Linked DNA regions of Homo sapiens: regions 1 and 3 are each linked to region 2. The links are chromatin contacts, found by Hi-C or POLR2A ChIA-PET in ENCODE. All regions are on one chromosome and are shown on one strand. The core of a region is the stretch at or near the end of the contact, and the rest is flanking DNA. Distances in the headings are between cores, read along the strand shown.

What was found. Hi-C counts contacts between places; a loop is a spot of excess contacts on that map. ChIA-PET counts read pairs that join two places held with the same protein, here RNA polymerase II (POLR2A). Pooled maps may share reads with other maps.
Region 1: a loop to region 2 is called in a map of sigmoid colon, with 7 times the contacts of the local background. The contact joins the promoter of ZNF518A here to the promoter of CC2D2B in region 2. A Hi-C loop is called at or near these places in 10 of 168 maps with a recorded cell type or tissue (CD4-positive, alpha-beta T cell, CD4-positive, alpha-beta memory T cell, CD8-positive, alpha-beta T cell and 6 more), 10 of 37 single-sample maps with no recorded cell type and 30 of 50 pooled maps. POLR2A ChIA-PET finds 5 or more read pairs at or near these places in 15 of 52 experiments (A549, CD4-positive, alpha-beta T cell, CD4-positive, alpha-beta memory T cell and 10 more).
Region 3: a pooled map shows a loop between it and region 2 (3-fold over the local background). The contact joins the promoter of ENTPD1 here to the promoter of CC2D2B in region 2. A Hi-C loop is called at or near these places in 1 of 168 maps with a recorded cell type or tissue (endothelial cell of umbilical vein), 1 of 37 single-sample maps with no recorded cell type and 3 of 50 pooled maps. POLR2A ChIA-PET finds 5 or more read pairs at or near these places in 1 of 52 experiments (GM12878).

What each region holds. Positions count from the first base shown.
Region 1 is chr10:96,127,796-96,131,701 of GRCh38, forward strand. ZNF518A (zinc finger protein 518A) reads left to right here and starts at 2,502. Exons shown (of 6, transcript NM_001330736.2): 1 at 2,502-2,957. LOC124902486 (a long non-coding RNA gene) reads right to left here. Exons shown (of 2, transcript XR_007062254.1): 2 at 1,260-3,906. RefSeq lists enhancers at 1,458-2,362, 1,915-2,554, 2,363-3,266.
Region 2 is chr10:95,906,013-95,909,776 of GRCh38, forward strand. CC2D2B (coiled-coil and C2 domain containing 2B) reads left to right here and starts at 1,963. Exons shown (of 35, transcript NM_001349008.3): 1 at 1,963-2,045. The region is part of intron 2 of ENTPD1-AS1 (ENTPD1 antisense RNA 1); the gene reads right to left. RefSeq lists enhancers at 1,990-2,179, 2,220-2,279.
Region 3 is chr10:95,754,019-95,757,755 of GRCh38, forward strand. It overlaps ENTPD1 (ectonucleoside triphosphate diphosphohydrolase 1), which reads left to right and starts at 2,145. Exons shown (of 10, transcript NM_001776.6): 1 at 2,145-2,237. The coding sequence starts at 2,222. It overlaps ENTPD1-AS1 (ENTPD1 antisense RNA 1), which reads right to left. Exons shown (of 6, transcript NR_038444.1): 6 at 1-2,696. RefSeq lists an enhancer at 1,706-2,005 and a silencer at 3,336-3,395.

The sequences.
Region 1 (3,906 bases), core at 1,252-3,751, 220 kb after region 2:
TATATTATTTTTAGGAGAAAATTTCACTGTCTTAAAGTGAGCTGCTTTATGACACAGAGTCCATGAATCGTACGCATATTTTTTTTAATCCTTCCACCTCAGCCTCCTGAATCGCTGGGATTATAGGCACAAGCCACTGCACCTGGCATCAGTTGTATATTGAAAAGCAGAAAGAGGTTTGCAATCAAGATGGAAACTTCATTACTATCACCACCATCATCACTTTTATCATTTCCATTACACTCTTGGTGCAATGGCGTTGAGTACTCTCTTCAGTCTATCAAACAATATATAACGTGTTAGTTATATGTTGCACAGCTCTGAGAAGCTCAGAGGTTAAATGCTGTCAGCTAGTAAGCAGTAGTAAGGTCTTCAGAGGGATCAACTATTTAAAGCATTAATCTAGATGTCCTATCCCCATAACTATCCTTCTCAAGTAAAAAAGTATTCCAGAATCCTTTCCTAAGCTATGATTTAGCCTTCTCCCCTTTGTATCTTTTTCTCCCTTTTAATCATCTTCCCTTCCTTCTTGATTCACTCTCCTCTCTCCTCTCCTCCCTCACCACCCCACTTCCACTTTTTTTTTTCTTGCTAACCAATATGTTCAAAACCTGAAAGGAGATCAAGAGAAACCTTTCAGGTTTTGAACATAGAGGTTAGCAAGAAAAAAAAGGTGATATGAATGGTGGAAGAGGTGATATGAATGGTGGAAGAGAAAGGGGAAGAGATAAGGTAAGTCTGACTAATATTTTAATTTATTTTAACTTTCTCCAATTCTTCTATAACATAAATGCAGGTTTGCAAGGTTTTGTAGGTGAATGTATATGTAGAAGTAAAAATAAAGTTATAATGTGAATACTGTGGGGGGGGATGCAATATCTTAATCGAAAAAACAAAAACTACATCAAAACACAGAACAAAAAACTCTGTCCATTTTTCCAAACTAACATCGTTTTTTGTTATTAAAAGAAAAATCTCGTTCTCTCTCTTTCTGCTGTGATGTGTGTGCATGTCTGGCTTGCACAGAAATGAGGACCTGAAGAGAGATGGGTGATGTACGATGCGGAATAAAATCCACTTTGTAAACATGTTCTTCATTCCATAATGGCATCCCCTTTGGTATTTACAGAAGATTTCTCCTTGTGTGTTTTACACAAGCATAAATATGACTAATGTGAATTTCCGCTCATTCGCCTTTTCTAGGTGGAATTGTGTAGCCCAGTAAACACAATAATAAAGAAGGCTTCCTAAAGACAAAGTGAGGATTTCTCAGTGTGCTTTTTATTAAAGGATGGAGAAAATCTTGCATTTGGCTACAGGCTGACATTTTCAAAAGCCTGCCCTAAGACAATGAAAAATATGTATCATACACATATTTTAAAAAATTTTTAAAAATTATAAATGTCATACATGCTACTTAAGAAAACACGGAACATTAAAAAATGAAAAATCTGATCATAGTTTCACTTTCAATTTATTGGTATATCCTTCTGCGCCAAGGTTTTTTGTTGTTGCTTAAACGTTTGCCGCCACTTATTCCCTCCCCACATTTTAAAAGGAAGATAATTTATGTAGAATTATGTAGAAAGTGAGGTATCAATTAGTAGGTTGGATTTATAAAGAACAGAAGAGGAGCCACACTGGCCTTTGGGGTAAAGCCAACCATATTAACTGTCCAGCCCTGTTGTCAGGTAGAGGAAGTATTCGTTTGAGGGAGATGTGAGCCTCCCTCATTGTGAAGATAGTTTTTGATCAATTATTCAATATATACAGGTTTGGAGTTCAGTATGTCTTCTAGAACTACTGGCGGCAGCTTCTTTCGTTGACGTGGGCTACAATGGTTGCTAAAACCTGCGTGCCAGAAGCCAGAGGTGGGGAGGCGCCATTTGCTAAACCGGAACTGGTTAAAATCTCAGGGTGGAGACCATTCCCAGTCAGCAAGGGCTTGGGAAGTGCATACAGTTCCTGCTCCTGGTGTCTACTCTGAAGAGCACAGAGTAGACGTTTGTCTGCCATTTCACCGGCAGTAAGATCAGCAGCTGCTGGTGAGCAAAGAGGTAGTAGTGGGTCACTGGACTGGTGGGCGCCGGGGCCGCGCGCTAGATGGAGAGGTCAGCGGCGAACCCAGCTCCATGGCCTAGTCTCGTCAGACCGAGCGCGGACCCTGCCGGCCTCCGTTCTCTTCCGCTTGTCTCAGGTAAAGCGCAGATCCCTCCGCCGCAGCGTGCGCTCCCGGTAGCGCTGCGATCAGCTTTTCGGCAATACCCGGATGGAAGTGTAATGGCCGCCATCAGGGACTCGCAGGCAATGGGTACTACGACAGGTATTCCCCGTCAGCGGGACTGCCCAGACCTTTTAGGATGTCAGAACTTCTAGAGGGCCACCCAGCAGGCAAACGGCGAGTTTGTGGACCGTCAGGGTCCCCCAAACAGGTCCAGGGATCCGCCTCTTGTGAGAGGAAGCGCGAGTTAAATAGTCCCGGCCATTCAGCGCTTCCGCTTAACTTGCCGCAAAGTTTTTCTGGAGAAGTCGGGGTTTTTTTGCCGAGCGCTTTTGCCGACTGCTAGAGCTTACCCTTACTTTCTTAACCTGGGGTTGTTTTACTTCCGGGCTTTTTGAACTCTACACTCTCCTACATTCTAGGAGCTGGGTGGGAGTAGGAGACGGTGTGCCTCCGCGCTCCCCGCGGGGCAGCCGAACCCCGGAGGAAGGGGCGGATCGGGCGCGGTGTTTGGGGCGAAGCTGGGCGCGCGGCGCTCGAAGCACTCACTCGGCGGGTTTCGTGGTTGGTGGAGACAGCAAGGGCGCCCCGCAGACCGCACCCCTCGAGCTATAGGTTCGCAGGCCCGACTCGACGGCGTCCCTATTGCTGGCCCAGCGTATGGTCATTGGGGGCCATTTCTTGCAGAGATGCCCTGCTCCCTGACGCGCTCGCTCTTCTCCAGAGTTGGCCAAAGGTGCTCTTCCCCGCAGACCCTAACCACACCCAGTGGCAGTTGGATTTCTTTGTAACTGGCTTTCTCACATGTAGGGTTCATTTTGACTCTATTCGTTACATGGTGTCCTCTTTGTCAAGTAGACAGTCTCTTCCTAGGTGGCTGTGGTAATTGAAAAGTACATAGAGCGAAATGTATATAAGGAAAAATGTTTTAACTCTTAAGTGGACCGATCAAACAGATGTAGCTTTAAAGTTCAGAATACAACAGTTAAGACTCAGTTTTCTTTTTAGGTTTAAATTTGAGAGCAAGTAGTGTATGTGAGCTGTTTTAGTGCAAACATTGTTGAGTATGTTGTCAAACGTCTAAAAAACCCTAGAAAAATAAAATAAGTCAATGTTCAAGGAATTCATAAGAATGTTGGAATTTGTACAGTTGTCGCAGTGATAAAACATGAAGACACCAAACTGTCAGGATAGGAATTCTATTAACTTGAAAGTGTGCATGTTAGATCTAGTTACTGGTAATTGTTGAATTGCTTTTTCTGCAGCAAGGGGTCTGATTTGAGTGTACTCTAAGGTTGATATCCTCAGGTTTAATTTAAAACATTTAAATTGATTCAGTGAAATTTCCTAACATTTTTTGAGTTTAACTGCAAATTTATAGAAATGCATTCACTATCTTTCAGCAAAATTGTCTTTTCTGAAATTTATAAAGAGACATTGCGTTCTGTTAACACTTTGAGGGTGTTGGGATTTCCTGGGGAAGGTAAGCATAGTAAACGATGTTGATTTTTGCCATAGAAACTGTAAATTAGATCATCCCTAGATACAGAAAATTGCCAACAAAAGGGGAGAATAAAATGTAGGTATGTTACACAACCAAATGTTTCCTGTTTGTTGCGTGAAAATAAGTATAATTACCAAATAAAACGTTTTATATCTGGTTTTATGGAAGGACAAAAGACAGT
Region 2 (3,764 bases), core at 713-3,212:
TCTGGGTCCTGGGGTGGGATGGAATGGCCTAGCAATGGCCATGAGGAGATGGCGAATACAGATACCACCTCTGGGGGGCGGGGGGCGCGGGCAGGCACGGCTTTCGCTGTGGTGAATTGCTGGGAAAGCAGTGTCTCCAGCAGGCATGGCTTTCGCTGTGGTGAATTGCTGGGAAAGCAGTGTCTTCAGGAGACAGCCAGGTACCCAATATCACAAGGAGGAATGTTTTGTGAACAAGAAGATATAAAGACATAGAGGGGTGAGAACATGTGGTGTTTGGTTTTTTGTCCTTGCGATACTTTGCTGAGAATGATGGTTTCCAGCTTCATCCATGTCCCTACAAATGACATGAACTCATCATTTTTTATGGCTGCATAGTATTTCATATGAGAATTGAACAATGAGAACACCTGGACACAGGAAGGGGAACATCACACACCAGGGCCTGTTGTGGAATGGGGGGAGGGGGAGGGATAGCATTAGGAGATATACCTAATGTAAATGACGAGTTAATGGGTGCAGCACACCAACATGGCACATGTATACATATGTAACAAACCTGCACGTTGTGCGCATGTACCCTGGAACTTAAAGTATGATAAAATATATATATATATAAATTTAAAAAAAGATATAGAGGGGTTTACATATGAGGAGTCTAGAAAAAGAGTTTACAGTTTCCAGAAGAAGGCAGATAGTGAGACGATCAGCAGATGGAGAAGGTGTGGGAATGAGGCTGCGAGAAGGGATAAATTATCTGGGTTGTTACCAAGTATGACAGAGACTATAGACAGGGTGGGATTTACGGTCTCAAATGAAACTGTGCCAAGCTGTCAGAGACACTGGGACTCTATTTTGCTTACTAAGGTTAAACACTAGTATTACTTTTGGTCACCATACTATTAAAAAATAAAGACAATCCTACGAAACTTAGGCAATTAATATCAGAATAAAGAGGTCAATAATGTTTATTCTCTATTAACATGTACATTTAGAAAATAAAAGCAAAGCTTAAAAATGCATGGAAGTCTTACACAAGACGACTGTTGGGGCATAATGCCTGACACAGAACGCAGTTAAACACTGTGGAAAGCCTGAATGAGTGAAAGCATACAAACCACCACCGTGCGGCTCTCTACACTAGCAAGTTTCCGAAGTTCGCCCCAGCCGGTTTCCCTGAACAAGTTCCCAACCGCATCACGTTTAGTTTATCTCGTTATTTTAACTCGGAGCGAGGCAATGGGAAAAAGAAAAACAATGAGAGCCGTACTCTGTTTATTAAGCGATGAATGACGACACATGGGTGAGCGTGTCTGGCATGCCCTATTTAAGACTTTAAACATAGTACATTAGTACGCTAACAGCAAGCTCTGGAAATAAAAGGAACCGCTTGCATATTTAGGGGGCTCTTTTGTAAGCCACAAAGGAAATCACCTGAAGTCAAAGCTCCCCTCTTTTCCTAGCAAGGCAGGGACGACGGCAAAGAGAAAGTAGGTCCCGGGGCGCTGCAACCCGTGCAACTTGCCGGCTGGCGTCCCCCGGCCTCGCGCCTCCACGCCCTGCGCGGGCGACCGCTCTTGCCACAACGGCGCCCCGCAGCGTCCTCCCCGGGGACGCCCGCTCAGCCGGGAGCTCGCGGCCGGTACTCACCCGCTGGGTATACTCTTCTTCTTCACCAGGACGAGAGGGATGAGAGACCCACGCCCCAGGCAACCCCGCTCTCAGGCCTCCTCCAGAACAGACCCCAGGGTACGCTACAACTCACACGCTCACGGGCAGAGGCGAGGGGCGGGGGTGATAGACCCCGGCGGCGAACAGACTTGGCGCACCGAAGATTCCCAAAGGCGCGTGCTCCGCTCCCTCTGGGTCCTGGCAGGCCAGGGGCGGCAGCGCGCATGCTCCTGGGTCGCCGCTACTTGCAGCCCGCGGGCGCCGTAGGGCTGGCGCAGGGTGCGGTGGGGCGGTTGGTGATCATCCTAGCCTGCGGTAGATGGTGCGCCCTGCCTTCCCTGCCCAGACGTAAGAAAAGTGCACTGTCCGTCCAGGTGAATGTCGGGCTGCTGGTGAAGGTTTCTCTGATTCTTCCCTGTCAGACATTCCCGCACTTTTGTGGAGCTCTGCTGCATGGGCAGAACTAGCTGGGCTGGGATAACCGGAGCCGGGGCCGCGCAGGCCGCTGGGACTTGTAGTTCGGGGGCCTGGCCGACCGGTTTGTTAGCCAATTTGGGAATGAGTAGAATTGAAAATCACTCGAGAGCAGTGTTTGATTTGCAAGAAATACGGGTCGGCATATTATTAATTCAGTGCCTACTGTGTGTGCTGAACACCTTGCCTTAGTCCTGATCTTCACATTAGGATAAGCAGGAAGATGAACTTGGAAGGTAGAATGTAATGAACAAAAATTCGCATTATGAACTACAAATGCTGTTGGAGATCAAGAGACAGAGTTAGAAAAAACTTCCTGAAAGACGTGGAGTTTGAATCAGCCTTAGAAACACGGAATGCTATCCATTTGCGGGGAAGTTGTAAAAATTAAAGGTTGGAGATGCCAGGGAGAATAAACAAGAACTCCATCCAGCTATAGTTGAGGGGTTATGTTGGAGAGTGGTCAATGTTGGAGAGTGGTCACTGCGGCTTAGATGGGGAAGTGATGTGAGAGTTTTTTGGCTTCACTTTCAGAAAGGGCCTCCTGGTTGACTTTCTCTCTAATTGAGGCTATAAGTATAGACACAGAGATACATCTTCAGGTTTGAATAAAAAACATTACAGTACTTGTTTAGAGCTTCTGGGCCTCCTGGCCAGTGGTTGCTCTAAGAATTAATACATTTTTATAAATCTTGTAATTCACCTTTGAGTAGCAAAACTACGTTGCATGGTGTGTGTTAGATGTAAATTTTCAAAATATAATATGATAGTTTTTGTAACCTGTTTCCACATTAGTTTTCATGTACCAGAAGTCCCAAGATAGAGAAGTGGGCCCAAATCTTTCTTGATCTACAGGAGCAGGACATGATGACTTGGGAACTGGTCCTCAGAGCAGTGGGTGATTTAGTTTTGTTGCCTTTCGAAGACTTAAATAAATTCACAGATCAGAAAATCTTTTGTCACGCCGTTTGTTCCTAAGTTTTGATTTTGGAAAACAAGATAACAGTTAAGTTAATTTTTAAACTTGCCAGTTAATGCAATACATGGAAGTCATAATGTTTTTTGTAGAACACTGTGAAATACTGCTATATTCCTCTTAACTAAGTAAAGAATTGTTAAGTTAAATTCCACTTCTTCCATATCCTAATAACAATAAAGGGTAGCTGGTGCTATATATTTAATAGATTATTTTTACAAAATGCTATTGTTGCCTTAATTACATCATAACTGTGAATGAGACCTTAATTCTGGACATAGCATCCTAATTCAAATTAAGTCTGGAAGGCATCATTTAGGAAACATTGCTATAAGAGAGTTCAGAAAGGTGTCATCATACTATGTGACAATAGATGAACTGAGATAAAGATAAAATTGGATTTTGGTCTGAATTCAGATCTGCTAAGGAAGGAAAGTGCATTAATACATTTAGAAATATTTCTAACAAGAGCCAGGGGAAGATTAAAGGGAACCAATTTTCTGATTGGATCACAATTAAAGATATGTTACTATATACTAAGATATGCATTGTGTAACCATTTCCACATGCTAGAGGTTTTTCTGTGGTTTTATTTTGCTAGCACTCCTGAAACCAAATGGCCTGTGACAGAAGTAACCAAGGT
Region 3 (3,737 bases), core at 895-3,394, 150 kb before region 2:
GTAAAATAGGCCAGGCATGGTGGCTCACGCCTGTAATCCCAGCACTTTGGGAGGCTGAGGCGGGCGGATCACCTGAGGTCAGGAGTTCGAGACCAGCCTGACCAACATGGTGAAACCCCATCTCTACTAAAAATACACAAATTAGCTGGGCAAGGTGGCGGGCGCCTGTAATCCCAGCTACTTGGAGGCAGAGGCAGGAGAATCACTTGAACCCGGGAGGCAGAGGGTGCAGTAAGCTGAGATGGCTCCATTGCACTCCAGCCTGGGAGACAAGAGTAAAACTCTTGTCTCAAAAAAAAAAAAAAAAAAAGAACCTAATATCCTAATGTAATAAAGTAGAGAACCGTTGCCACAGCACCCACCAAAGTGTGTCTCTCATTGACAAGCTCAGGTACTTGTTTGTCTGTTTCTCCTGCCTACCCCTCAGCCACTCTGGATCTTCCCTTTGATCATTCTTTTCTCTTTCTAGCTTTGATGTTTTGGTTTCCATTCTGTAATTCGCACACTATTTTGTGGACATGCTCTTTTCAAATTTCTCTCCAAAACAATAGTACAAAGGCAGTCATAAACCAATTGTTGGTTTTTACAAAAAATCCCATCATATCACCAAAAACCAGTTTTATCATAACAGGATGAATATCAGACCAATATTCATTATTAGAGATGTAGTCTAAACTGACTCGGGAGAAGACATCCATTGAGTCTTTCATTCAGTGTAATTAGTTGTTATCATACATGCAAAATCCTATAACTATAAAGCATTTCAGAAATAAAGTATTGTTAAACAGCTCCAAATTTATTAAAGTATAAAAAATGTATTGAGTATATACCATGTGGCACCGTGCAAAGTAACAGAGATGCCTAAACTAAAAGGTTATCCTTTGTCCTTATTAAAGTATGACTGAAAGCTCGCTGGAGAATATAGTTTCTACATAGAGTCAAAACAGTCCTTCGGGCTCACAAATTTAATGATTTATATGGTATAACTGGCTTTAGATACAAATTTACATGCCAGACAAGCAATGTAGAAAAATCAAGAACTAGGAAACAGGAAAACAGATCTACATTTCTGCTTTGCTGCAATTCATTCATTTTTTTCAACCATTCATCAAATATTTATTGAGAGCCCATGCTGTGAGAGAAACTGTATTAGGTGCTGGGGAACATGGTAGCAAATAAGAGAGACCATGTATGTGAGCATGAGCAGGTGGCTTAACCTCTCCACATCTCTAACCTCTTTTAGACTCAATGTCTGAGGTATCTTTCAGACCTGAAATGCTAAGGTTTGCAACAGCCTTGTGGAGGGAGAAGCTGCCAAGTCGCCTTGGGACTTGAGGACTTACCTTCCTTTCAAAGGATTAGCCCTTGTTTTGATTTCAAAATAATTTTGTTACACAGTTTAAAAATAATTTGGTCAGGCTCTCATCTACATTGGGGTAATCTTGACGGTCTGGATGTGGTAATTCATGCTCATTAGACTTCAAAGGTAGGAAGTCAAAGTTGGGAAATGGTGGATGACTTTCATCAATTCATAGCCAGGCAGCGGTTCCCATTGAGCAGCTCCTCTGTGGTTCCACCCAGCCTTCCAACCAATAACGCAGCGTCTCCTGCAGGAAACTCATCGCTTGGGTCACCTGTTGCTCTTTGCTCTAATGAGCCTTGAGAAAGGATTGCTGGTCATGGGACCAGAGGCTTTATGGGGAGGGAAGAACTGTTCTTGACTTTCAGTTTTTCGAGCGGGTTTCAAGGTAACAACTTTCTTATTATCTAGCTTCATAATTGCAGTAAGGAATAGCTTTTTTTGCTTGCAGCTGAGATGACTTTTTCAAGGGAGAAAAAGGGATTTCTATAACGAAGAGAGGGAGAGAGAGATGAAGAGGGAGGGAGTAAGGGAGAGAGGGAAGAAGGGAGAAAGAGAGAGAGATTTGAATATACATTGCTTCAAGGATGCAAAAAATTACAACCTGGAAAAGGCTTCGAGTAACTTTAGGAAAATGAGCTGCTGGACTCCTCAGTCAATCTGTCCTTTCTAGTCAATGAAAAAGACAGGGTTTGAGGTTCCTTCCGAAACGGGGCCGGCTAATTTAGCCCCTCCCACGAGCCCAAGGGTCTGTTATATCTCTGTTTCCTTGAGGACCTCTCTCACGGAGACGGACCACAGCAAGCAGAGGCTGGGGGGGGGAAAGACGAGGAAAGAGGAGGAAAACAAAAGCTGCTACTTATGGAAGATACAAAGGGTAAGACCAAAATTGATTTGATCTGAATCCTTAAGAAAAAAAAAATAGAAGGAAAAATAAAAGCCCAGACCAAAAAGCAAGTACTTGAAAGCTGGAGGCAAAAAGCCCTGAATGAACTTTCCCACCCTCTTCCTTCTGAGAGGAGGCAGAGAAAGAGCTTTGGGAAACTTTTTAGGAAGCAGAGTCCAGGGTTGCAGTCAAGGGTGGCTCTAGAGCAAGCTGGAGGGGCTCATGAATATTCATTATCAATTTGTATTCAGAGTTGGTTTTTTTAGAGGCAAATGACTTTTTCAGTCCCCTTGCAGTTTAAGAGGCAGCTGCCTCATCTGCAGTCCGGACTCATCTAGCCTCGGGTCTGTACCTCAGGGTGTTTGCTTGAAGATGCTGGGCTCTGCGTGTAGATTTGTTTTGTTCTCGAATTTCTTGCATGCTTTCCTGTTGTGAAATTAGCAAAGGCTTCTTTGCTGGGAACAAGACAGAGAAGTTAATGTGGCACAAGGCTGTCACAACAGGACCCCAGAGTATGTCTTTCAAAATGCTGAAAGTTTCTTGAGATATGTGGGGGAGTTTTATGTGGGGGACAGAGTGGGGGACGGGGACGGGTAGAGGGAGGAAATAGAATAATTCTATCTTAAAAGGGCAGGTCACATCTGACTACATTTAGATTTTGTCTAAAAACTACAAGAGCAGCCTGGTTTGCACAGATGGTGTGCAGTCTCTATCTTTTACCTCTTTTGGGCATTTTCTGCCAAGACGGAGAGCCAGCTGCTTGCCAGCGTGTGAGAGCCAGGAAGAATCTCTGCAGCAGTGAGGGAGTATAGGGTTGTAAACCTCCTTCTCCTCCTTCTTTATCATCTCTAACTTCTAACATTCCCACATGCTTATACCGTATAGAACATGGAAGAATAGCATGAGTAGCCAACATATTTCTTAATACTTACAATAATGATAGCTGTTAATGTTGACTAAGTCTTTATTCTGTGTTGGGAGCTATACCTAGCATATTACATGTGCTACTTACTTGTCACATGAACCTTACAAGTGCTATCATTGACATTCCCATTTTCCAGATGGCATAATTGAGGTACTGAGAGGATAACTTGCCTTGAGATCTCATAGTTAGTAAGGGCTGAGTGTGGATGGAGGTGGTCTGAGGCAGGGCTGGTGGGCTTTTCCACTCCCCAATACTGTTTCTCTGCTTTTTCTGGTGCCCTGACATTGTGGATTTCAGGTTTGCAAATCCTTGAAGCTACTGGGGAAGTGATACTGGTAAAATCTTAAGTCTGTGAAGGAATTTGTACTTTGCACTCAAGTTCACATACATTTTCCTCATTTGGTGCTCATGGCCATTCTCTATGAGAAGCAGGTATTGTTATTATGGTCTTTTGCAAAAAGGAGAAACTGAGGTCAGAAGGGGTTAGTTTGGTGACACCAGTCACAGCTAGTTGTCAAAAGTCTGGACTGGGGGGCTGGATGTGGTGGCTCGCACCTGTAATCCCA